3 separate regions of the Homo sapiens genome follow, and regions 2 and 3 are each linked to region 1. A link is a loop called in an ENCODE intact Hi-C map of the cell type or tissue named here. Cell type or tissue: heart left ventricle. All regions are shown on one strand. Region 1 overlaps PICK1 (protein interacting with PRKCA 1). Region 2 overlaps CBY1 (chibby 1, beta catenin antagonist). Region 3 overlaps TPTEP2-CSNK1E (TPTEP2-CSNK1E readthrough).

Region 1 (8,000 bases):
TCTCCTTATGCACCCACAGGTATTTGACAACACCCCAGCAGCCTTGGACGGCACAGTGGCAGCTGGCGATGAGATCACCGGTGTCAATGGCAGGTCAATCAAAGGGAAAACTAAGGTGGAGGTGGCGAAGATGATTCAGGAGGTGAAGGTAAGGGCTGCTGCAGAGCAGGTGTCCAGAGGCAGCAACACATGTTTCTGAGACCTCCAGGCTGCCAGAGGTCCCAGCAGGCCTGGAAGGGGGTATCAGCCCTCACCGCCCCCTTCCTTGTCATGTGCAGGGTCAGGGTCACACTCCAGCCTCCCTCATCCATCCCTCATTCATTCAATAAATACTAATCGTGCTCCAGGACTTGTGCTGAACCTTGGCAAGAGAGTGGGCAGCAAGACCACAAGGTCCCCATGAGCTCCCAGGGAGCTGACAGACTTGGAACCACCCCTCAGGCAAGCCCATGTGTCCCCAGTCAGTGCCAGAGCTGAAGCTAAAAGTCCAAGGTGATCCTCCCTGGGTCAGTAGACACCCAATAATGTCAGCCGGGTCACGCTGGGCCTGTGAGGGCTAGGAGGGAAAGAAGAGTGCCCTTTCCCCATCCTGTAGGAACTTTCGGTCCCACACAGCCTCCTGGGCTCATAGACACCCAGAGACCCCCCTCCCAGGCCAGCTGATCTTCTGCTCTACAGACCAGAGTCACACACTGCCTGCCCCGCTTTCCCCCACCCCTGCCGCTCCAGGACTGGAATGGCAGGCGGCATCCCGGCCTCTCCTGAAGCGAGCATGCAGCCCCTTTGCCATTTCCTAGCGAAGTGGCTGCTAGCTAGTCTCAGGAAACCAATACTGTGAAAGAACTGATGTGCAGGCAGTGCACAGCCATGGGGTGATTTGAAAGTCTCGGGGGCAAGGGTCCCCACTGTGAGTTCAGCTTGGCCAAGGGTGGCAGCTACCTCCCTCAGCCCCACTTCCATCCTCCGGGTTCTGGCACTCCTGATAGTCCGCCTTCCTGCCTTAACCCAGGCCAGCCGCTGCTCCATCCTCTCTCCCCTTTATCCTCCTGTCCTGCTCCTGAGTAGTCCGTGCTTCTCTCCTTCCTTGCTGTAGGAAGAGTCCCATCCTGCACATTCTCCTATTCCAGCCCCTTTAGCCATAGGACAAATCAGGGCCTGGGGCTGGGGCTCAGAGCTCTGTTGTAAAAAAAGGAAGCAGCAAGGTTCATTGAGACCCCACAGCTGCCACTCCACGTGGTCTGGGTATCACTGCCTCAGGTATGACCTGTTAGGCAGAGGAGCTGATCATGGGAACAGGTGCAGGGGGTCTCGTTCTGGCCGAGTTGGGTTGTGTGTGCCCCATTTGGCAGCCCTTCCCCCCTCCGCATCTCCTCCCCATCTCCACTCGCCAGGTCCCTCCCTGTCCTCTCAGGCTTGGTCATACCAGCACCTCAGGTTGCCCATGAGGACAAGAGCTCTTTGTATTTGCACACAGCCATGACAGGGATGCAGCATTGGCCCAGCTCCCCTGTTTGGGTGCTGGGCAGGGATTACTCTCCCATCTTACAGGTGTCCACAGGCGGGGAGTGACCTGCTTGTGGTCACACAGCTGAACTGGAGCCCGGGCCCGACTCCCACTGCAGCCCGCTTGCCGTTGGCCTACAGCTGCTCCCTGTGGGGTGGCCCCTGAGCACGCCTGTGTTTCATTCTGCGGGAGCAGTTCACACCCCACCTCTGACTCTGATTGCATCTGCTCATTTTGGTTTCCCTTTGGGACTTGATTTTAAAATCCTGTTTTATATTTGGATGAATGTGGTCCCAAGTTCAAGGGCTTTTGGTTTGCAAGGATGAGAGTGAACACAGCGCCCTCCCGTGCTCAGGCAAGTCCTCTTGGGAGAAGCCTTTGTCTCCTGAGCAGTCGTTAGAAAGTGGTTTGTGTAATTCCCTGATTCGCATCAGCCTTGCGGGGCTGGGGCTGCCCCTGCCCCTCCCCTTGGTGCCCCAGCACCAGGCACAGAGCAAGTGCTCAGATGTGCTGTTCGATGAGTAGAGGGATTCCTGGGGATGGGGTGTTTTGGGGTGGAGGAGGGAATAATCAGTGTAGGGAAATGACACGGCAAAGGCTTGGAGTGTGGTTTGCGTGGGGAGGGAAGAAGGAGAGCCTGACCTGGCCGAAGCACAAGACATCAGAGACCGCCAGGCTGTGGGCCCGGTGCCGGCCCTGTCCCCACTGATTCCCCAGGGCTTGGATGTAGAGTAGGAAGGGAGGGGCCTGGGATCAGACAGGGTCACAAGGTGGGGCCATGTCACAGCGCTCAGCCTGGCCCTTACTGGGGCTTAGGATTCTTTTTTTTTTTTTTTTTTTTGAGACAGAATCTCATTCTGTCATCCAGGCTGGAGTGCAATGGTGTGATCTCAGCTCACTGCAACCTCCGCCTCCCAGGTTCAAGTGATTCTTTGCCTCAGCCTCCTGAGCAGCTGGGATTACAGGCACGCGCCACTACGCCCAGCTAATTTTTGTATTTTTAATAGAGATGGGGTTTTGCCATGTTGCCCAAGCTGGTCTCAAACTCCTGACCTCAAGTGATCTGCCTGCCTCAGCCTCCCAAATTGTTGGGATTACAGGTGTGAGCCACCGCACCCGGCCTTGGGCTCAGGAGTCTCAGTCCAGAACAGTCTTGGCTGGGAAGGGGCTCAGGGTGTGGAGCCTCGCTCACTAGTCTGTGTGTGCTGCTCTTCCAGGGGGAGGTGACCATCCACTACAACAAGCTGCAGGCGGACCCCAAGCAGGGCATGTCCCTGGACATTGGTAAGCTGGTCAGAGCAGTTACGGGTGTCCAGCAGCCTCCCTGGATGGGCCCTGGCCCAAAGGAGAAGTGCCACAGCCAGCCCTGCCCTCCCCTTTATGACAGGAGAATCCAGAGTTACATGGCTGTGGGCTCTGACCTCTGACCAAGCAAATCTGAAAGGCCTGGGAGGCCTCCCGGTGCTCTCCCTGCATCTGTTCTTGTACTCTGTCCCTGGTTTCTCACTCCCCCGCGTTTCACCCCTACCTCCCTGCTTCTGCCATCTCCTCTGGGGACTTGCTACCCTAGGGTTGTCCTTTGCAGGCCAGCGCCTCGGCTTCCATGGCCCAGGGCCTCACTCTTCATAAAGGGAGAGCAGCCTAACCCTGGCCTGGCGCCTCATGCCCTCTAGCACAGCGCACTCCTCCCTGGCCTCTCCTGCCATCAGCTCCCAGGGGGACTCTGGATCTGAACTGGACCTCAGGCATTGGGCAGAGGGTCTGCGCCCTGGGACAAGTTCCCTCCTGTTAGAGGGGCTGAGCCTCGGTTCTGTAGAAACTTTAAGACTCAAGAGCTGGACAGCAGCTTCGAGTCCTCTGGACCGGCCGCTTCACATTATGGATCAAAGCCTGAGACCCAGAGAGGGCGCTGCAGCCCCTGGTGAGCGCACACCTAGGTCTCAGCTCTGGAGCCCAGCAATCCCCTTCATACACCCTAGGGCCAGAGGCCAAGGGGCTAAGGGCAGGCTGGATCTATCTGGGAGCTCCCTCCGAAACCCTCTGGTTCCAACACAGGACTAAGTCCCCTTCCTAGGACTAAGCTGGTCAGATGCAGTAACTGAGTCTGGGGTCCGAGCTTCATGGTCATTGATGGTGCCCATTACTTTCACATAACCAGCCCAGGGGCCCCTCTTCTCCCCCTCCCCTTTATGTGACACCCTAGGTCCTGATGTGACACAGAGGAGGGGAAGAGGCCTCCTTGGCTTCCATTAGCCTGTGCTGAGCCCGGGCAGCACTGGGCTCTCAGCAACCAGCAGCTGATGTTGCGTAGCAGGCCCTGGGCGAAGCGCTTCATGTTTAACTGCCCAGGCTGCCAGCACCTCTGTGAAGCAGAGGGAATAGGGCAGGGGCCTAGGACCTCCCCACTGGACATTCCCCACTTCACAGCCACCCCCAGCAGCCCTTCTGCCCCCTGTGGGGTGCTCCCTGTGCATGGAGGTAAGGCTGGGGGCAGGGATGGCCTCTGGGCAGCCACAGACTCACCAGGTCCTTTGTCCCCCGCTCAGTGTTGAAGAAAGTCAAGCACCGGCTGGTGGAGAACATGAGTTCAGGGACCGCAGATGCTCTGGGCCTGAGCCGGGCCATCCTGTGCAATGGTGAGTCCCTTCCCACCCAGCTGGGGCCCCGGGGACTCAAGCCCAGGCTGAGAAGAGTGGGGGGCACCATGGCTGCCCACCAAGCTGCTGTGGGTCCCGCGGGTCTGACCCTGGCCTCTGCCCGTGGAACTGAGAAGTCACCATCTCTGTACCCCCAGAGGCCTCTCCAGCTCCCGGAGGGTCCACAGCTGTCAGCTGGGCTGTCTTAGCCAGTGCCCCTCAGGTCACAGATGGGAAAATAGACTTAGTGTGGGGAGGTGCCTCTGCCCCTGCCCTCAGCCCCTTACCCCTCACCCCAGCACTCTCGCGGCCCACCTCCTGCCTCCTTTGTCCAGGAGGTGGTGCTGCTGCCCTTGCCTCTGCAGGTCCTCCCTTCGTGGTGGCTGCGCAGGCGAGGGGGGAGGCGTGTACATGCACATTTACACACGCATGCACACATGCGCACACACTTTCCCTCCCTGGGGTGGCCAGCGAAACACTCAGTCCCCCTCCTACCGTCGCCAGTCCGAGTTTAAAAATAGCAGCAGCTCTGCAGTGTGCCTGTGGGGTAGATATAAATACTTCTAGAAATTGTAGGCTCAGCTGGGCACACTGGGCTTTATTGGCTAAGGAAGTGGGGGTGGGGACTGAGCTTGTTCCAAATGGTGTACAAAAGTGGCGGCTGCTATTTTCAGCCTCCTGGTGCCGTGCCTATAAATCCCTGTTACTGTAGTTACCAGCCGTTGAGATGAAATTAGAACTGGTTGTTGTGTTTTTCCCCCCAAACCTTGCAATTTCCCTGGCCTTAAATAGGGTTTCTAAAATTGAAGCTGTCATGATGTCCCATGACCCAGCTAAAAACAACAACACGATGCTTACATGGCTCCTTTCCTGCCGCTGGCCAGGTGCTAAGGCTCTGGGGAACCCAGGCCTGGAGGCCACCGGGTGGCCAAAGCCTCCCCAAGACCTCTGAATTGCTCCCTTCCTTCCCCGACAGCCTGTCGCACTGCCACCTCCCTGCCCAGAGAGGCCTGAACACAGCCTCCGCTCCTCCCCTCTTCTGCTAAAAAACCCTGACCCAGGTCAACACAGGAGGCTGGGGAGCAGAGAGCACCTGACTGCCCCACCTCTCCCCTGCAGCCCTCACCATCACACTGCTGTCCATCGCCCGGCCACTGGGCTGGCTTCTCTGCTGGGCTTTCAGCCTTGAGAGCAAGACTTGGCTCAAAGTGAGCCTGACATGGTGGCTGGCACACAGTGGGTGCTCAAGAAACACTAAGCCAATGACTGATCACCAAGGCCTCTTCCCAGTGTGAGCTCTCTCAGCCTTCCTGAATTTCCCCCTCCCTCCCCAAGTTGCGTTTTCCCTTCTGAGCCATCTGTGTGCTTGGGAGGCAGAGACCATGTCCTTCCTGCGCTAGAGGCCTGGCTGCTCCATCTCCATTCCTATGGCCCCTGCCAGCCTTCCTCCCCAGCTGTCAGCAGGCTTTGTGTTAGAAGTGTGGGAGCTTTGCCTGCTAGGCACGGACCCTCCGCTGGCCATGAGGAGGGCCTAGTCATTTACAAAACACCTTTGAACCCAGCTGACCCGAGCTGCCAAATCCCCCTCCCTGGGACCCCTGATCTTTCCCTTCCTGGTTCTCCTCTGGGGTTGCCTCTCCCCTCCCCAGCATGGCCCTGGGCCTCCTGTGGCTTGCTGAGCCCACTGACCTCCCCTCTTCTTTGAATCCCGACAGATGGGCTTGTCAAGAGGCTAGAGGAGCTGGAGCGGACCGCTGAGCTATACAAAGGTGGGTGGGGGGTGGCCTCGTCCTGGCACTAGCTCTACCCCAGGGAGCATGCTCTCAGCAGAGTGGCAACAGGGGTGCTGGCACTAGGAATGCCAGCCTACAAAATACTAGGACCATGGGCATTAAGAGTTCTTAAGAATATATACTTCTTCTGAATTTAAAAATAACTCAGGGGCCTGGTGCAGTGGCTCACGCCTGTAATCCCAGCACTTTGGGAGGCTGAGGTGGGCGGATCACTTAAGGTCAGGAGTTTGAGACCAGCCCGGCCAACATGGTGAAACGCCATCTCTACTGAAAATACAAAAATTAGCCAGGCATGATGGTGTGTGCCTATAATCAGTACTCGAGAGGCTGAGGCATGAGAATCGCTTGAACCAGGGAGGCAGAGGTTGCAGTGAGCCAAGATCACACCACCGCACTCTAGTCTGGGCAATAGAGCAAGACCCTATCTCAAAAAAAACAAAACCTGATACTCATAAAAATTCAGAGAATAGCACTTGTAAACATAGCGAGAGTCCCCCGGAATCCCACACTGTCCCAGGGCTAAAGCCCACAGCAGGCTGTGTACCCCTGCATCTTACAAAATGCTGGCGCCCCTGTCTGATGGGGCTCCTCACGGGTTGGGTCGGACTGAGCTTTTACCCCTGGGCTGTGGTTGGGCGGTGGGGAAAGGCCATGTATCAGGGCCTAGCAGAGGCCTTGGGTGGCATGGGCAATTGGAGGCCTTGCCCTGGGCCAGTGTGGTCCCCGCCATGCGTCCCCATTCCGCATCACTCGGTCTCTCCCACAGGGATGACGGAACACACCAAGAACCTCCTACGGGCCTTTTATGAGCTGTCGCAGACTCACCGGGGTAATGGCATCCCCCAAAGCTGTGGTGTGACCGTGGGCAATCCCTGGGGCCTCTCACTCCCATGCTGAGGTGGGTCAGACCCACAGCGCCTGACCTCAGGCTCCCTCTGGGCTGGGCCTGGTCCCAGGTGCTGGGATTTGCGATGGGCCTGCGGGGAACATCTAGATCAGCTGGTCTCTTAAGGGCCGCAACGATGAACAGGCCCCACCCTGTCTCCTCACACTGCCACTGGCAGTACACAAGGCCCTTGCTTATTTATATTTCTGACAACCTGTAACTCTGGGCAGGCCGACTGCAGCTGACCCCAGCTACTGCAGAAAATGAAGCCCAGACAAAGGAGAGGGCCACACTGCTCCCAAGTGGTGGAGCTGTTGTTCCAATCCAGGTGTCTAGACTCGGACCAGTGTTCTGCCTCAGGCGGCGCCACCTCCACAAACCTTGACCCAGTCTTCTCTCACTGGTCCCTCTGGGGAATGAGGGCCAACTCCCTTGGTGTGTACACTCAGGACTCTAGGGGGCACAGACCAGCTCTTGGAGGTGTCAATCCAGTTTCCTCCAGGTGTAGACTCAGCTCCTTCAGGGGGTTTAGACCAGCTCTCTTGGAGGTGTAGCCCCTGTGCAGACATTGGCTTCCAGCCTGCCAGGCCCCCTGCCCTGCTTCTCCCCAACAAACCCCTGGCTTCTCTTAGGGGGCCAAGTAGGGGCAGCCTTCAAGGCAAACTTGTCCTGCAGCCTTTGGGGACGTGTTCTCCGTGATCGGGGTGCGGGAGCCCCAGCCAGCTGCGAGCGAGGCTTTTGTGAAGTTCGCCGATGCCCACCGCAGCATCGAGAAGTTCGGCATTCGGCTTCTGAAAACCATCAAGCCGGTAGGTCCTATTGAGCATGTGTGTGTCTGGCGTGTGAGGGTGGGGAGGGGAGAGTGTGGCATGCAGAGAAGGTCGTATGCTGGAGTCCTGTGCCTGGGTACAGCCTCTGGCTCAGTCACCCACACAGTGGACTGTGGGTGAGTCACTGTGCCCCCTTGGGCCTTGCCATTGACCTCTGGGCTGGCTTCTGACCCTGGCTCGCCACTGAGTCACAGCTTGCCCTAGGCCTGGCACTAGTCTTCTCATCCTTGAGAGGGACAAGGCATCAGGGAGCACCATCTGGCTCTGATAGTCGAGTCCACCAACAAGGGTGACGCATCAGTGCCATTCATTGTCACCCTGGCACACCCCTGCCGTGACAGCCTCAGCATC
Region 2 (8,000 bases), 610 kb after region 1:
CTTTTCCACAACATATGTAGCTCCATATTAAGCAAATGATAACTTGGGGGACTATTACATTTAAAAAGAATTTTTCACTTGATTAACAGTTTATAGTAGGATTGCTTAAACTATTAAGTGTCAAGTAGGTATAAAATAATTCAATTTATAAATTTCAGTATATATAGCTTTTCTGGAAAACATCTAATGTATAAAACAGTATATTTTTTATCTCACAATTAAACTTTTCCTGTACATCATTTGATTTTATGGCTTTAAAAAAATCATTAAAGGTGCCAAGTAATGATTAGAGAAATGAGTTGTTGGGGTCATATTGTTGGCGGAAGAGGAGCTGGGATGAAGGCGTGTTCCGGGCCTGCTGAAGTTGTCACATAGCATCTCGCCCACAGTTGGATCGATCAACCCGGGAGGTGGAGCTGGGCTTGGAATACGGATCCCCGACTATGAACCTGGCAGGGCAAAGCCTGAAGTTTGAAAATGGCCAGTGGATAGCAGGTGAGCTGCACTTCCTGCCATTTTGTCAAACAAGATTGTAGGAGGAAATCCCCCTTTAACTGGTTCTGTCCTTCCTCCAGAGACAGGGGTTAGTGGCGGTGTGGACCGGAGGGAGGTTCAGCGCCTTCGCAGGCGGAACCAGCAGTTGGAGGAAGAGAACAATCTCTTGCGGCTGAAAGTGGACATCTTATTAGACATGGTGAGGCAGGTGATGGGGAAGAGAGGCCTAGCTTCTCCTTTTGGGGAGGCTCCACCTCGAGTCACTTAATCCAACAGATATCTCCTCAATGCCAGTTTGGCCAGGTACGTTGCTTTGCATCCAAAGCCACACGCAAGGAACAAGACACAGTTCCTGCCCTCACAGTGTAGAGGCAGGTGGACCGACCGTAAGCATAATTACATAAGGACCCAGTTGGAGTCTGCACAGGATCTGCACAGCACACGAGGGAGAAGTTATTTCTGTCAAGTCGGGAGAGCTTCCCAGAGGAAGGGATATCTGAGCTGAATGTGGAAGGATAATGGCAGGAATAGAGGTTAGATGAAGGCATTCCAGGAAGAGGGGTAGAGCCGGCTCATGGCTTGGAAGTGTCTCATACCAAGTAGGCATTAATCAGTGCCCAGTACAGACCAGCTGAGGGGCTCACACTGCATTAGTGTTGGTTTCTTGTGGCTGTTAAAAATCCAGCAACCCACTGGGCCTAGAGGAGCCTGTGAAGGTTCAGAGGCAGGAGAGCATACACTGTAGTGGTTAAGAGCACACACTCCAGAGCAAAATGGCCTGGGTTCCTCACCCAGCTCTGCTACTGACTAACTGCTCTGTAACTTAATTTCTTCAGCAATAAATGGCATAATAGCTAATTGTGGTGGTGCACCCCTGTAGTCCCAGCTACTTGGGAGGCTAAGACAGGAGGATGGCTTAACCTCAGGAGTTTGAGAGCAGCCTTGGCTGCAAAGTAAGATGCCATCTTTTTTTTTTTTTTAAAAAAGGACTAGGCTGGGCATGATGGCTCATGCCTGTAATCTTAGCATTTTGGGAGGCCAAGGTGGACGGGTCACAAGGTCAGGAGTTCGAGACCAGCCTGACCAACATGGTGAAACCTTGTCTCTACTAAAAATACAAAAATTAGCTGGGTGTGATGGCATGCGCCTATAATCCCAGCTACTCAGGAGGCTGAGGCAGGAGAATTGCTTGAACCCGGGAGGTGGAGGTTGCAGTGGGCTGAGATCGCGCCACTGTACTCTAGCCTGGGCAACAGAGTGAGACCCCATCTTGGAAAAAAAAAAAAGAAAAAGACTGACATTTTAGGCTGGATGTTTTTTTATTTTTATTTTTATTTATTTATTTATTTTAGACAGAGTCTCGCTCTGTAGCCTGGGCTGGAGTACAGTGGCATGATCTCCACCCACTGCCCCACTGCAACCTCTGCCTCCCGGGTTCAAGTGATTCTCCTGCATCAGCCTCCTGATTAGCACCCGCCACCACGCTTGGCTAATTTTTGCATTTTTAGTAGAGATGGGGTTTCACCATGTTGGCCAGGCTGGTCTCCAACGCCTGACCTCAAGTGATCTCCCTGTCTTGGCCTCCCAAAGTGCTGAGATTACAGGCATGAGCCACCACGCCCGGCCTGGATGTTTTTTTTTAAAAATGAGCATAATCGTAGTATCTACCTCATAGTGAGTTAGTACAAGAAAAGCACCCAGCCTGGCCGACAGAGCGAGACCGTGTCTCAGAAAACAAACAAACCAAAAAACAAAAACAAAAAAACCCTAAGGAGGAAAGTGGCATTCTATTTCTAGCATTTTTTCCCCTCATCCCCATTATGGGAGCTACAGCTTAGAATCAATTTCAGCTCTAATCCCTTAGCCTTACAATCACCAGTATCTGCCTTTGACGTCCTCTGAGACCTGCTCTCCTTCGTGCAGGGAGTGCCATGCCCTCGTGGGTGACAGCGTGCTGACAGAGTGGACTGTGAATATTCTTCAAGTACTTGTGGTCCTGGGTCATCAGGGGTTGCATTCTACCCAGTTACAGAGGGTTTCCCATCGAGGAAGCCAGCAGCATCAGAGAAGTGGCAGGGGGCCTTTCCTCCGTGTGTAGGGCCGGCCTTGCTAACCCGAAACATTTCCTAGAAATGTGCTGCTTGCTAACAGCCGCTGCTTCACTTTCAGCTTTCAGAGTCCACTGCTGAATCCCACTTAATGGAGAAGGAACTGGATGAACTGAGGATCAGCCGGAAGAGAAAATGAAGACCCCAGAGACATTTATTGGGGAGTAGGATGTGGCTGAGTGCTTTTTTTTTGGCCAGACTAGCGGATTCAGTCCTGGAAGAGAGTATCATATAATGAGACCCACAGGCACTGGCACCCTTGGGTTGGCAATAGAAGGTGACATGGAATGGAGAAAACCAAGATTCCAGATGGGGATAGTAACTAGAAGGTGCTTCAGATGCACTGCCTGCGGGTGCCAGTCTGAAAACCAGACCGCACAGAGGCCTGGGGCTGCTGATGAGCTTTTTGGTGCTCTCCACACACAAGCTCGCAAACACACATGTCCCAGAATAGCTCTGTTGGGTTGTGTTGGGAGAAGCGGCTGGAGTTCATTCTCTCACCCCCTTATGTTGGTGTTTGGCGTGTGACAGCAGTTCTACAGAGCTCTGTGTTGGGGTCATGGATGAGCGGCTCTCTTGGCTCTTAAAGGCAGGCCTCTCTCTTCTTGCCTTTAAAGAATCCTCCTTCCTCACACCTGGCCTCCTCTGGCTTCAGCTTCTCAGCAGCAAGCACCAGCCTTCCACAACAACACTATATTTTTATGCTACTTTCCTGTTTGCACTACTACTTTTTTATTAAACGATGTTAAATAATCTCTCTGTGACCAAAGTGACTAAAAAGAGAACCATGAGTTTCTCAAGAAGTAAATGGAGCTGGCCAGGCATGGTGGCTCACACCTGTAATCCCAGCACTTTGGGAGGCTGAGGTGGGCAGATCACCTGAGGTCAGGAGTTCGAGACCAGCCTGGCCAATAGAGTGAAACCTCGTCTCTACTAAAAATACAAAAATTAGCCAGGCGTGGTGGTGGGCACCTGTAGTCCCAGCTACTTGAGAGGCTGAGACAGGAGAATCGCTTGAACCCAGGAGGCAGAAGTTGCAGTGAGCCGAGATCATACCATTGTACTCCAGCCTGGGCGACAAGAGCGAGACTCCGTCTCCAAAAAAAAAGAATTAAATGGAGCCTGGCCAGGTGTGGTGGCACACACCTGTAATCCTAGCACTAGCACTTTGGGAGGCTGAGGCGGGCTGATTGCTTTAGCTCAGGAGTTCAAGACCAGCCTGGCAATAGCGAAACAAAATACAAAAAAAAAAAAAATTAGCTGGGCGTGGTGGTGCACACCTGTAGTCCCAGTCTCTCAGGAGGCTGAGATGGGAGGATCACTTTGAGCCCAGGGAGGTTGAGGCTGCAGTGAGCTGTGATTGCTCCACTGCACCCCAGTCTGGGTGACAGAGTAAGACCCTGTCTCAAAAAAAAAAAAAAAAAAAAAGTAACTGGAGCCTGGAGTCTAAGCCTCTGTTGTTCCATCAAAAGACAGAATTGGCCGGACGTGGTGGTTCACGCCTGTAATCCCAGCACGTTGGGAGGCTGAGGTGGGTGGATCGTCTGAGGTCAGGAGTTTGAGACCAGCCTGGCCAACATGGCAAAACCCCGTCTCTACTAAAAATACAAAAGAAAATTAGCTGGGTGTGGTAACACATGCCTGTAGTCCCAGCTACTTGGGAGGCTGAGGCAGGAGAATCACTTGAACCCGGGAGGCGGCCACTGCACTCCAGCCTGGGCGACAGAGCAAGACTCTGTCTCAAAAAAAAAAAAAAAAAAAAAAAGAATGTTTAGTGTGTGGGGAACTGTCACTCTTGTAGGAGAGCATTCCAGCTTTCCTGGGCATTGGCAGAGGCTGATGCCAAACAGAAACAGTCTCTCTGCTCAAAATTCGCCTGCCCTCCTGCTTCATGGTGTTGGGACTGGCCAGGACCTGGCAGGAACCTAATGGTTGGTGTGAGAATTTGTGCCGTAGGCAGTATGAGCTGGACTTTTCTGGCAAGAGGAGGGAATCCAGCTCCTGAAGTCAAGCGGGAAGGAACTGAGGGGGTGGAGGTGGGGGCATGGTGCCCAGGGCTTTAGACTAGGGACAGGCTACCATGGTTAGCCACTTCTGAATGCCCGGTACATGCCTGGCACCAGGCTCCCTTTGCTCTCACTGTCTCATTTCCCCTTCAGCTCAGCCCTGTGTAGCAGGGGCTATCGGCACATCCATCTGCAGAGAAGGAAACTCTGGGAGGTTCAGACACTGATCTAGGATCACACAGTAGAAGTGCTGGAGCTTGATTCACACAGCCCGCTATGAAAGAGAGGAGCTGGGGGCGGCCTCAAAGGGAGCTGCTGTCTGCAGTCCATCCTTACGGCCAGCAAAGCACTCTATGGGGGGGATGGATCGAAGGGCAGATTTGTAGCTCCAACCCATAACCTGACTTTCTGATACAGGAGAGAATGTTTAATACAGAAGAAATTGGAAAAGGATCCACATATATGCAAGGTGTAAATCTTCAGGTGCAGATAATAGGAGCAGTGGAGTTTGCTTATGCCTCGGCCGGTATCACTGGGGACCCTTTATTAATATTCCTGATGCTGGACACCTCCCGATGCTGGACACCTCATTTGCATGACACTCTTTCAAGTTTGTTATCCCCATCACCATGTTTTAGATGAGAAAACCAACCCAGCACAGTGACACAGTGGAAGGGTGGGGCCAGGACTGAAGCCTTGGGCATCATGTGGGCATATTTCGTTGTCACAATGGTGTGGATCCCCCCATGACCAGCACCATTAGGACCTTTGGGGGTTGCAGCCAGGAACCCTAAACATCCTGTGGTAGGAGGGGCAGTTCTGCAGTGAAGAAGGAATTTCTTTTGAGTGAGCGGGGAAGCAAAAGCCATTGTTATGAGCAGATAAATGCTATGATCCAACTGCACTTTTAAAAGGCGCTGGGCGTGGTGGCCCATATCTGTAATCCCAGCACTGTGGGAAGCTGAGGTGGGTAGATTGCTTGAGCTTAACAGTTTGAGACCATCCTGGGCAAAATGGTGAAACTCCATCTCTACCAAAAATACAAAAAGATTAACTGGGTGTGGTGGTGTGCACCTGTGGTCCCAGCTACTCAGGAGGCAGTGGTGGGAGGATTGCTTGAGTCCAAGAAGCAGAGGTTGCAGTGAGGTGAGATCGTGCCATTGCACTCCAGCCTGCTGACAGAGTCAGACCCCGTATCAATCAATCAATCAATAAAAATAAAAGGATCCTTCTGGTGGCTTTGTGGTGAGAACAGACTGAAGGAGGCCAGGCCCATCCCAGGGAGGCCACAGTAGATGAGGTGAGGTGGTCTGATTCTGGATAACACTTGAAGGTAGAGCCTCCCCGTGATGGCTGGGAATCAGGGACAGTCCCATGAATGAAAGTCTTTAGGAGAAAAGGAAAAAAAATCACCCATATATCGCCACACTAACCCTGTTTGCTTCAGCGAGGTGTTTTGTTTTGTTTTTCTTGAGACATTATATATTTTCAAATCTAAATAGAGCCAGATATATCCTTCAGGTTCTGGCTAAAATTCTTCATCCTCAAAGACTTTATTGGCCAGGCACAGTGGCTCACGCCTGTAATCCCAGCATTTCAGGAGGTCAAGGAAGGAGGATTGGGCTGAGCCCAGGAGTTTGAGACCAGCCAGGGCAACATACTGAGACACCATCTCTACAAAAAAAAAATTTAAGTTAGCCAGGCGTGGTGACACACACTTGTAGTCCCAGCTACTTTGGAGGCCGAGGTGAGAGGATCCCTTAACCTGGGAGATCGAGGCTGCAGTAAGCCAAGATTGCACCACTGTATCCTCCAGCCTGTGTGACAGGGCAAGACACCGTCTCTTTAAAAAAAATTTAAAAAGGGCCTGGCGCGGTGCCTCATGCCTCTAATCCCAGCACTTTGGGAGGCCGAGGCGGGCGGATCACCTGAGGTCAGGAGTTTGAGACCAGCCTGGCCGACATGGCAAAAACCTGTCTCTACTAAAAATACAAAAATTAGCCTGGCATAATGGCAGGCACCTAATCTCAGCTATTTGGGAGGCTGAGGCAGGAGAATCATGTGAACCTGGGAGGTGGAGGTTGCAGTGAGCCGAGACTGCACCAGTGCCCTCCAGCCTGGGCAAAGGAGCAAGCCTCCCATCTCAAAAAAAAAAAAAAAAGAAAGAAAAGAAAAGAAGATTCTGTGGACGAGAGGGAGGGCATGAGTGCAGGATTAGAGGCAGTAATGGCAGGAAGACCGAGTTTGAGTCCTAGCAAGGGGAACTGCGCAGACAACAGGACAGGCATGGGCTAATGTGCACTTTCTAATGAGAGGGGCTTATAGTTTTTATAGGATTCTCGAAGGGAGCCATGCCCCCACCCCCCAATTAAGAGCTACTATATCACATGTTTCTAATTCTGACAGGACAGAAACAAGCAAGGTGGAAATCTTGGGCTCGAGAGATGGGGAGTAGAGGAGCTAAGAGCCCAGCGTTCTTGAACCTGCCTCTCCCATCCGATGGCAGTCACCTGGGCTCCTAGCATGGGGCATTGCCACTCACTTGCTGACACCCTTGTCCACTGATGCGACCTCCATCCTGGCACCAGTCTCACCATGTCATCTCTGCTGCTGAGCCTTCCTCTTGAAGACTTCAGCAATTCCTCAGCCCTCTGGTTTCCCTCTCTCCCCAATCTTTAAATGTCTGATTCCACAGGACTCTGTCTTTTTTTTTTGTTTCTGAGACAGAGTCTGGCTCTGTTGCCAGGCTGGAGTGCAGTGGCGTGATCTCGGCTCACTGCAACCTCCAACTCCCGGGTTTAAGCAATTCTCCTGCCTCAGCCTCCTGAGGAGCTGGGACTACAGGCGCCTGCCACCACATCTGGCTAATTTTTGTGTTTTTAGTAGAGATGGGGTTTCACCATGTTGGCCAGGATGGTATCAATCTCTTGATTTCGTGATCCACCCGCCTCAGCCTCCCAAAGTGCTGGGATTACAGGCGTGAGCCACTGCGCCCGGCCAGGGCTCTGTCTTCTGTTCTCACTCTGCCTTTTCTTTTCTTTTCTTTTTTTTTTTTTTGAGATGGAATCTCACTCTGTCGCCCAGGCTGGAGTGCAGTGGTGCAATCTTGGATCACTGCAAACTCTGCCTTCCGGGTTCAAGCGATTCTCCTGCCTCAGTCTCCCAAGTAGTTGGGATTACAGGTGCTCACCACCACGCCTGGCTAATTTTTGTTTTTAGTATAGATGGGGTTTCACCATGTTGGCCAGGCTGGTCTCGAACTCTGGACCTCAGGTGATCCACCTGCCTCAGCCTCCCAAAGTGCTGGGATTATAGGCATGAATCACTGCCCCCAGCCTCACTCTATCTTTTCTAGATCATCTCATCTCCTCCCAAAGTTCTGAACACTCTG
Region 3 (8,000 bases), 260 kb after region 1:
CTCAAGTCCCCTTCAGAGGTAGGCCCTCCTGGTCTCCCAGTTTATTTATTTATTTATTTTTTGAGACAGAGTCTGGCTCTGTCTCCCAGGCTGGAATGCAGTGGCCCGATCTCGGCTCACTGCAACCTCCGCCTCCCGGGTTCAAGCAATTCTCCTGCCTCAGCCTCCAGAGTAGCTGGGATTACAGGCGTCCACCACCATACCTGGCTAATTTTTGTATTTTTAGTAGAGATGGAGGTGTCACCATGTTACCCAGGCTGGTCTTAAACTCCTGACCTCAGGTGATCCGTCCGCCTCAGCCTCCCAAAAAGCTGGGATTACAGGTGTGAGCCACCACGTCTGGGCCCAGTCTCCCAATTTAAAATCCTGGCGCTGGGCCACAGGCGGTGCCTCACACCTGTAATCCCAGAACTTTGGGAGGCAGAGGCAGGCGTTGCTTGAGCTCAGGAGTTTGAGACCAGCCTGGATAACATGGCGAAATGCTCTCTCTACAAAAAATACAAAAATTAGCTGAGCATGGTGGCTGGGTGTGGTGGTGCATGCCTGTAGTCCCAGCTACTTGGGAGGTTGAGGTGGGAGAATCACCGGAGCCCAAGGAGGTTGAGACTGCAGTGACCCTTGATCATACCACTGCACTCCAGCCTGGACAGCAGAGTGAGACCTTGTCTCAAAAAAAAAAAAAAAAGAGTGAGACCGTGTCTCAAAAAATAAAAATAAATAAATAATTTAAAAATAATAATAATAAAGGCCAGGCACAGTGGCTCACACCTGTAATCCCAGCACTTTGGTTAGGAGGCCGAGGCAGGTGGATCACTTGAGGTCAGGAGTTTGAGACCAGCCGGCCAACATGGTGAAACCCCATCTCTACTAAAATACAAACATTAGCTAGGAGTGGAGATGTGCGCCCGTAATCCCAGCTACTTGGGAGGCTGAGGCAGGAGAATTGCTTCAGCCTGGGAGGCAGAGGTTGCAGTGAGCCGAGATCGTGCCACTGAACTCCCGCCTGGATGACAGAGCAAGATTCCATCTCAAAAAAAAAAAAAAAATAGGCCAGGCTCGGTGGCTCATGCCTGTAATCCCACCACTTTGGGAGGCCGAGGCAGGCAGATCACGAGGTTAGGAGTTTGAGACCAGCCTGGACAACATGGAAAACCCTGTCTCTACTAAAAATAAAATAATAATAATAATAATAATAAAACCCCATCCCCATGGGTCACTGCCTTCCCCTTCTCTGCTGTCTGTTTCTGTTTTTTTGTTGTTGTTGTTGTTGGTTTTTTGAGATAGAGTTTTGCTCTTGTTGCCCAGGCTGGAGTGCAATGGCGCGATCTCGGCTCGGCGTGATCTCGGCTCACCGCGATCTCGGCTCACTGCAACCTCCGCCTCTCGGGTTCAAGCGATTCTCCTGCCTCAGCCTCCCGAGTAGTTGGGATTATAGGCATGTGCCACCACGCCCGGCTAATTTTGTATTTTTAGTAGAGACAGGGTTTCTCCATGTTGGTCAGGCTGATCTTGAACTCCCGACCTCAGGTGGTCCACCCGCCTTGGCCTCCCAAAGTGCTGGGATTACAGGCATGAGCCACCGGGCCGGGCCGGGCCTCTGCTGCCTGTCTCTTTTTCTCCTGGCCTGTATCACTATTTAACATGCTCTGTAGGGAACTCCACATCACTATCTAACATGCTCTGCAGGGAATTTTTATTTTTTTGTCTGCATTCCTTACTTTGGGGTCTAAGCTGCATAAAGGGAAGGAGTTAATGCTATTTTGGGCACCACTGTATCACCAATATCTAGGATCTATTCCAGCACATAGGAGGTATTTAACAAAGATTTGCTGGATGAGTGAATGAATGGACGGTGAGGAGACAGCCTCCTGATCTCTGACCAACTCCAAGTGCTGTCACCCACCATTCGCCAGGCTCTTTAGAGACACGTGGCCTGTACTGACGAGGTCAGCTCTCACTGCACCCTCGGGGGCTGGGGCTGGGGGTGGCCTGCCAGGGTCTGTGCCCTTAACCACTCTCCCAGGCTAACGGAAGAAATAGTTTCTTTTGGCTGGGCGTGGTGGCTCACGCCTGTAATTCTAGCACTTTGGGAGGCTGTGGTGGGCGGATCACCTGAGGTCAGTAGTTCCAAGACCAGCCTGGCCAACATGGTGAAACCCTGCCTCTACTAAAAACACAAAAATTAGCCAGGCGTGGTGACTCACGCCGGTAATCCCAGCTACTTGGGAGGCTGAGACAGGAGAATCGCTTGAACCCGGGAGGCGGAGGTTGTAGTGAGTTGAGATCGCACCACTGCACTCCAGCCTGGGCGATGAGTGAGACTCCGTCTCAAAAAAAAAAAAAAAAAAAAGAAATAATTTCTTTTTTTCTTTTGAGATGGAGTTTCATTCTTGTTGCCCGGGCTGGAGTGCAATGGTGCGATCTCGGCTCACTACAACCTCCGCCTCCCAGGTTCAAGTGATTCTCCCGCCTCAGCCTCCCAAGTAGCTGGAATTACAGGCATGTGCCATCACGTCTGGCTAATTTTGTATTTTTAGTAGAGATGCAGTTTCACCATGTTTGTCAGGCTGGTCTCGAACTCCTGACCTCAGGTGATCCACCTGCCTCAGCCTCCCAAAGTGCTGGGATTACAGATGTAAGCCACCATGCCCCGCTGTGGACATGATTTCAAGAAAAGCCCTAGGTGTCCCCCATCAGGCTCCTGCCCCTGAACCCATCCGCTACAGAAGGAACTGTGGACTCCAGTTGGGAGAGCTACAAGCTTCATTTATTCCACTCTACTGCTTTTTTCATTTTGTGTTTGTTTCTTTGTTTTTTAGAGACAGGGTCTTGCTCTGTCACCCAGGCTGGAACTTAGTGGCATGATCATAGCTCACTGCAGGCTCGAAATCCTGGACTCAGGCGATCCTACCACCTTAGCCTCCTGAGTAGATGGGACTATAGGTGTATGCCACCATCACAGGCTAATTTTGTTTTTTGTTGTTGTTGTTGTTTTTTGGTGAGCGGGAGATTTACTCTTGTTGCCCAGGCTGGAGTGCAATGGTGTGATCTCGGCTCACCGCATCCTCCGCCTCCCAGGTTCAAGCAATTCTCCTGCCTCAGCCTCCCAAGTAGTTGGGATTACAGGCATGTGCCACCACACCCAGCTAATTTTGTATTTTTTTTTAGTAGAGACGGGGTTTCACCGTGTTGCCCAGGCTGATCTCGAACTCCTGACCTCAGGTGATCCGCCCGCCTCAGCCTCCCAAAGTGCTGGGATTACAGGCGTGAGCCACTGCGCCCAGCCACAGGCTAATTTTGTTTGTTGTTTTATAGAGACAGGGTTTCTATGTTGCCCAAATGGGGTCACTACATTGTTTGGGCTGTTCTCGAATTCCTGCCCTCAAGTGATCCTCCCCCATCAGCCTCCCAAAGTGCTAGGATTGAAGGCGTGAGCCATCATACCTGGCCCCCCTCCACTGTTTTACAGATAGAGACACTGAGGCCCAATGAAGGAATGAGCCTTGTCCAAGGTCACAGGCAGCATGTGATGGCAGCTCCACATGGTTAAGGAGCTAGCTTCAAATAGCATTCTGCGACCAGGCACGGTGGCTCACACCTGTAATCCTAGCACTTTGGGAGGCTGAGGCAGACGGATCACCTGAGGTCAGGAGTTCAAGACTAGCCTGGCCAACATGGAGAAACCCTGTCTCTACTAAAAACACAAAAATTAGCTGGACATGGTGGCGTGCGCCTGTCATCCCAGCTACTCGGGAGGCTGAGGCAGGAGAACACCTGAACCTGGGAGATGGAGGTTGCAGTGAGCCGAGATCCCGCTATTGCACTGCAGACTGGGTGACAGAGCAAGACTCTGTATCAAAAAAACAAAAACAACAACAAAAAAGAAGCTAGCTTCAAATAGTATTCTGCAGCCAGGCACCGTGGCTCATGCCTGTAATCCCAGCACTTTGTGAGGCCAAGGTGGGTGGATTGCCTGAGCTCAGGAGTTCGAGACCAGCCTGGCCAACATGGTGAAACCCTGTCTCTACTAAAAATACAAAAAAAAAAAAAAAAATTAAAAAATAAAAAATAAAAAACTAGCCTGGCATGGTATGGTGGTGGTGACTGTAGTCCCAGCTACTTGGGAGGCAGGAGAATTCCTTAAACCCAGGATGTGGAGGTTGCAGTGAGCTGAGATGGCACCACTGCACTCCAGCCTGGGCGATAGAGCAATAGAGGGAGACTCCTCTGTCTCCAAAACAAAAAAACAAATAGTATCCTCCCATTTTGTAACAGTGTGACACTAGGCAAGTTCCTAAAATTCTTGAGTCTCATTTGTAAAATGGGGATAATATAAATCACAAAAACAATGTAGCCCAGAAGCAGCCCTGAGTAAGAGGAAGATGCTTACATTACAATGTTGCTATTCTTAGGAGCCGAGCAGAGTTCAATGCAGGGCTCCTGACTTGGGCTCCTCTGAGCACCTGAGCCCTGCAGGCTGTATCCCCCGCCTCTCCTTTCCTTTTGTCACCCTTCCTCTGGAGGGGCCACCGCCAGCCCCTTCTACGGTGGGAGTTGGAGATATGCAAACCTAGTTGGGCCCAGGGGAGCTGCTAGCCTTGCCCATCTTGGTCTTGGCTCTCGAAGGCCCCGGTGGGAAGCTTCTCAGGGTCCTCCCCTTTTCAGGCCCTGTTCATGGAGAGTCTGTGGCCCACAGGCTCCAGAGGTTCCCCCGCCCCCAGCCCTGCCAGCCTGAAGATGCTGTCCTGGGGCACTCTCCTCTCCTTACCCAGCTAGGCCTTGGCTCTTTGTCCCCAGACCCTTCCATGACATCCTACCCACCCCTCACTATTCCCAGGGCACAGCTTTGGCCCCAGGCTCTCTTTTCAGGCACTTCTTCCAGGGAACCTCACCACTGGGCCGTGCCCGGTCAGGTCACTCCTGCCAGGGCTTCCTCCCTCCTCTTCCATCTTCAGCGGAGAGGCAGCAGGGCAGGGTAGCAAGGTCTGGGTTTGGTCCCTGGTCAGTCTGAATTTCAGCGCGACCTTGGAGAATCCACAGCCCTTCTCTGAGGAGCTGGACAAAGTGAGTGCTAAAGCTCTCAGTCTCCCCAGCTGAAGCTAAGGGCAGGGCTGGATGGGCAAGGACCCTACACTCCACATCCCGGGCACTAAGCTGAGAAAGACCTTGAGGTGACAAATCTGGGCTCAGTGGGAAACGGCTCTCCCCGCACCCCTTACCCCCATATTCAAAACCTGAGCAGCTCCCATGAGCTCTACCTTCCAACTGGATTCTGAACCCAGCCACTCTTACCACGTGTGTCTTCCACTTGGCTACTACAGTGGCCTGTTAACCACTGAGATCTGACTGTGGCTACTGAAAATACACCAGTGGCTCCTTCTTCCCTTAGCATGAAATTCACATTCTTTCCCAGGGCCTGCTATGATCTAGCCCCTGCCTGCCTCAGACCCCATTTCAAACCTCACTCTCCCTCCCTCACTGTCTGTCATCTCACCATGCCTCAGGGCCTTTGCCTGGCTGTTCCTCTGCCTACAATGATCTCCCCAAATCCTCCATGACTGCCTCCTACTCAGGGCTCAGATCACAACTCAAAAGTCACCTCTGCACAGAAGCCCTCCTTGACTGGTCTTCAGTGGGCTTCCTTCCCCTCTGTCCTTCCTGTACTGGGGATATCCTGCTTTTTTTTTTTTTTTTTTTTTTTGATACGGAGTCAGTCTGTCGTCAGGCTGGAGTGCAGTGGCGCGATCTTGGCTCACTGCAACCTCCGCCTCCCAGGTTCAAGCGATGCTCCTGCCTCAGCCTCTTGAGTAGCTGGGATTATAGGCGCGCACCACCACGCCCAGCTAATGTTTGTATTTTTAGTGGAGACGGGGTTTCACCATATTGGTCAGGCTGGTCTGGAACTCCTGACCTCGTGATCCGCCCGCCTCGGCCTTCCAAAGTGCTGGGATTACAGGTGTGAGCCACCGTGCCTGGCCAGCTGCTTTATCTTCTTCATGGTACTTATGACTGGCTGAAACATTAACTTGTTCATTTTTAATGCTCTTAGGGTCTCTCCAAGACAGAGAAATCTCCCATAGGTGCTCCTGTGGGTACCCAACTGGTCATGGGTGCCCCGTAAATACTTGTGCAATGGTGATGTTGTGTGTGTGATCTCAGGGGTGAAGGCAGGGCCTGACACTTTCCATCCTGAGCCAGATGTTCCCTAACAGCCCTCCCTCAGGGCCACCTTGCCCCACCCATCCCTTCTCACGGTGGCTGCCTGTCCTCCTGCTCTGCTGGGGCCCTCTGTCCTCCTGCTCCACTCAGCATTCCCTGTGCTGTTGCAACTCCCAGAGGAGCCAGGAGCGCCTGTCACGTGTCCCCAGGAGCAGGGAGCACTACACAAATCCTTGGCATCCCCAAAGGGCCACCCGTGCCCGGCCTCCAGCTCACCTCTGCCTGCTTCCTTCCCTCAGCTTGGCCTGTCACCCCCGGCCCTATGGGCTCCTCTGACCCCTCTGCTCATCACAACATCCCTTGTTTGTGCTGCAGTCAACCAGCGCCCAAACCTGCTCCTTCTGTCCTCTGAGAAGCCAGGGCTTCCCGTTCCCAGCTCACACAACCACTCATTAGCTGGGCTCCGGGAATGAGGATGATTGCTGCGACTAATAATCCCGATGCCCACAGCAGCGCTCCTCGCTCGGCATAGTTGGTGCGACTCATCATCCTGCCACATCACACGTTCACCCACAAGCATTTCCTGATGCCAACTCCTTGCAGGGCCTCAGAGGTCTGCGCCGGCCCCAGCTTGCCAGGAGCTGACGATCCGACAGGAGAGGCTGAATAGACACAAGAAAAAAGAGGGTCCTACAGTATTGAGAGAATACGCTAGACAGTGACCGCCACAGGAAAGTCAGTGTCTGGGGGCAGTGGTGGTGCCAATGGCTGGCGAGCAGCCGTCTCCCCTTCGCCCTGGGCATTTTGTGATGTGGGCAGTTGCTATTCTTGTAATTTTATGTGAAGTGCTACACAAATACAGCACTGAGACAAGTCTCCGACCCCTGCTTCCCCTGCCATCAGACTGTCTCCCTAAGCCCTGTCTATAGAGAAATTCTGAAGTTGACACGGGGGTGGAAGGGAGGAGGCAGGACTTGAAAGTAGGTGGGATGCCGGGCACGGTGGCTCACGCCTGTACCCCCAGCACTTTGGGAGGCCAAGGCGGGCAGATTACCTGAGCTCGGGAGTTCAAGACTAGCCTGACCAACATGGAGAAACCCCGTCTCTACTAAAAATACAAAAAATTAACCGGGCGTGGTGGCACGCACCTGTAGTCCCAGCTACCCGGGAGGCTGAGGCAGGAGAATCACTTGAACCAGGGAGGCAGAGGTTGCAGTGAGCCAAGATTGTGCCACTGCCCTCCTGCCTGGGTGACAGAGCAAGACTCAGTCTCAATAAAAAATAAACAAATTAAATAAATAAATAAATAAATAAATAAATAAATGTAGGGGGGATCTGGATGGTGGTTGGCTGGGGGGAAGGAACAGCCCTGAGCAATAGCTGAACGGTAGGAACCTCGGATATTTGGGGGTGGGAAGGGCCCACTGTGGGGAGACCAGTCAAATGGCACCCAGGCCTCCCTCAGGGGAGAAGGCTGAAGAGGATGGAAGAGGTAAGAGGATCTCTAATCCCAGGAGCTGACTAGGAGATTTAGCCAATGGCTTTGCTCAGAACAGCTTAGAGTTTTGCTCATGGACAAGAGGAGAGAAAAAAACTAGGATTTACTGGATGGACAGCGTGCAGGCTCCCCACTGGGTACTCAGCACTGAATCTGGTTTAATAAATGCCACAGGAATCCTGTGAGCTGGAGATCACCCTGCCCATTTTGCAGGTAGAAACCTGAGGTTCACAAGGAGTTCAAGATCAGTTCAGGCAACAAGGGAGACCCTGTCTCTATTCAAAAAATAAAAAAATTAGCTGGGCATGGTGGCACATGCCTATGGTCCCAGCTACTCAGGAGG

What was found. Hi-C counts contacts between places; a loop is a spot of excess contacts. Peaks named below come from ENCODE experiments on the same cell type or tissue, not always from the same donor. Only the 100,000 strongest peaks of a DNase experiment are listed, where the experiment ranks them.
Region 2: it touches region 1 in a loop (2.0-fold over the local background); 12 of 110 quality-filtered maps call a loop at or near these places.
Region 3: a loop joins it to region 1, with 2.9 times the contacts of the local background. A loop is called at or near these places in 4 of 110 quality-filtered maps.

What each region holds. Positions count from the first base shown.
Region 1 is chr22:38,064,983-38,072,982 of GRCh38, forward strand. PICK1 (protein interacting with PRKCA 1) reads left to right here. Exons shown (of 13, transcript NM_012407.4): 4 at 20-148; 5 at 2,722-2,788; 6 at 4,051-4,140; 7 at 5,856-5,909; 8 at 6,700-6,762; 9 at 7,495-7,628. Among named protein-coding and RNA genes, the nearest start is that of PICK1, 12 kb to the left of the region's middle. In heart left ventricle, a CTCF peak has its summit at 4,469 (motif pointing right); DNase peaks (open chromatin) are centred at 3,169, 4,549 and 6,619; H3K4me3 peaks cover 669 bases; H3K27ac peaks cover 3,585 bases.
Region 2 is chr22:38,670,495-38,678,494 of GRCh38, forward strand. It overlaps CBY1 (chibby 1, beta catenin antagonist), which reads left to right. Exons shown (of 5, transcript NM_015373.4): 3 at 390-495; 4 at 576-694; 5 at 2,665-3,356. The coding sequence ends at 2,742. It overlaps TOMM22-DT (TOMM22 divergent transcript), which reads right to left. Exons shown (of 2, transcript XR_007068097.1): 2 at 5,022-5,995. Among named protein-coding and RNA genes, the nearest start is that of TOMM22-DT, 7.4 kb to the right of the region's middle. In heart left ventricle, no CTCF peak of the experiment used is centred here; no DNase peak of the experiment used is centred here.
Region 3 is chr22:38,321,280-38,329,279 of GRCh38, forward strand. The region is part of intron 5 of TPTEP2-CSNK1E (TPTEP2-CSNK1E readthrough); the gene reads right to left. Among named protein-coding and RNA genes, the nearest start is that of CSNK1E, 7.8 kb to the left of the region's middle. RefSeq lists enhancers at 995-1,786, 3,166-3,678, 3,679-4,189, 6,237-6,748 and a silencer at 4,345-4,639. In heart left ventricle, no CTCF peak of the experiment used is centred here; no DNase peak of the experiment used is centred here.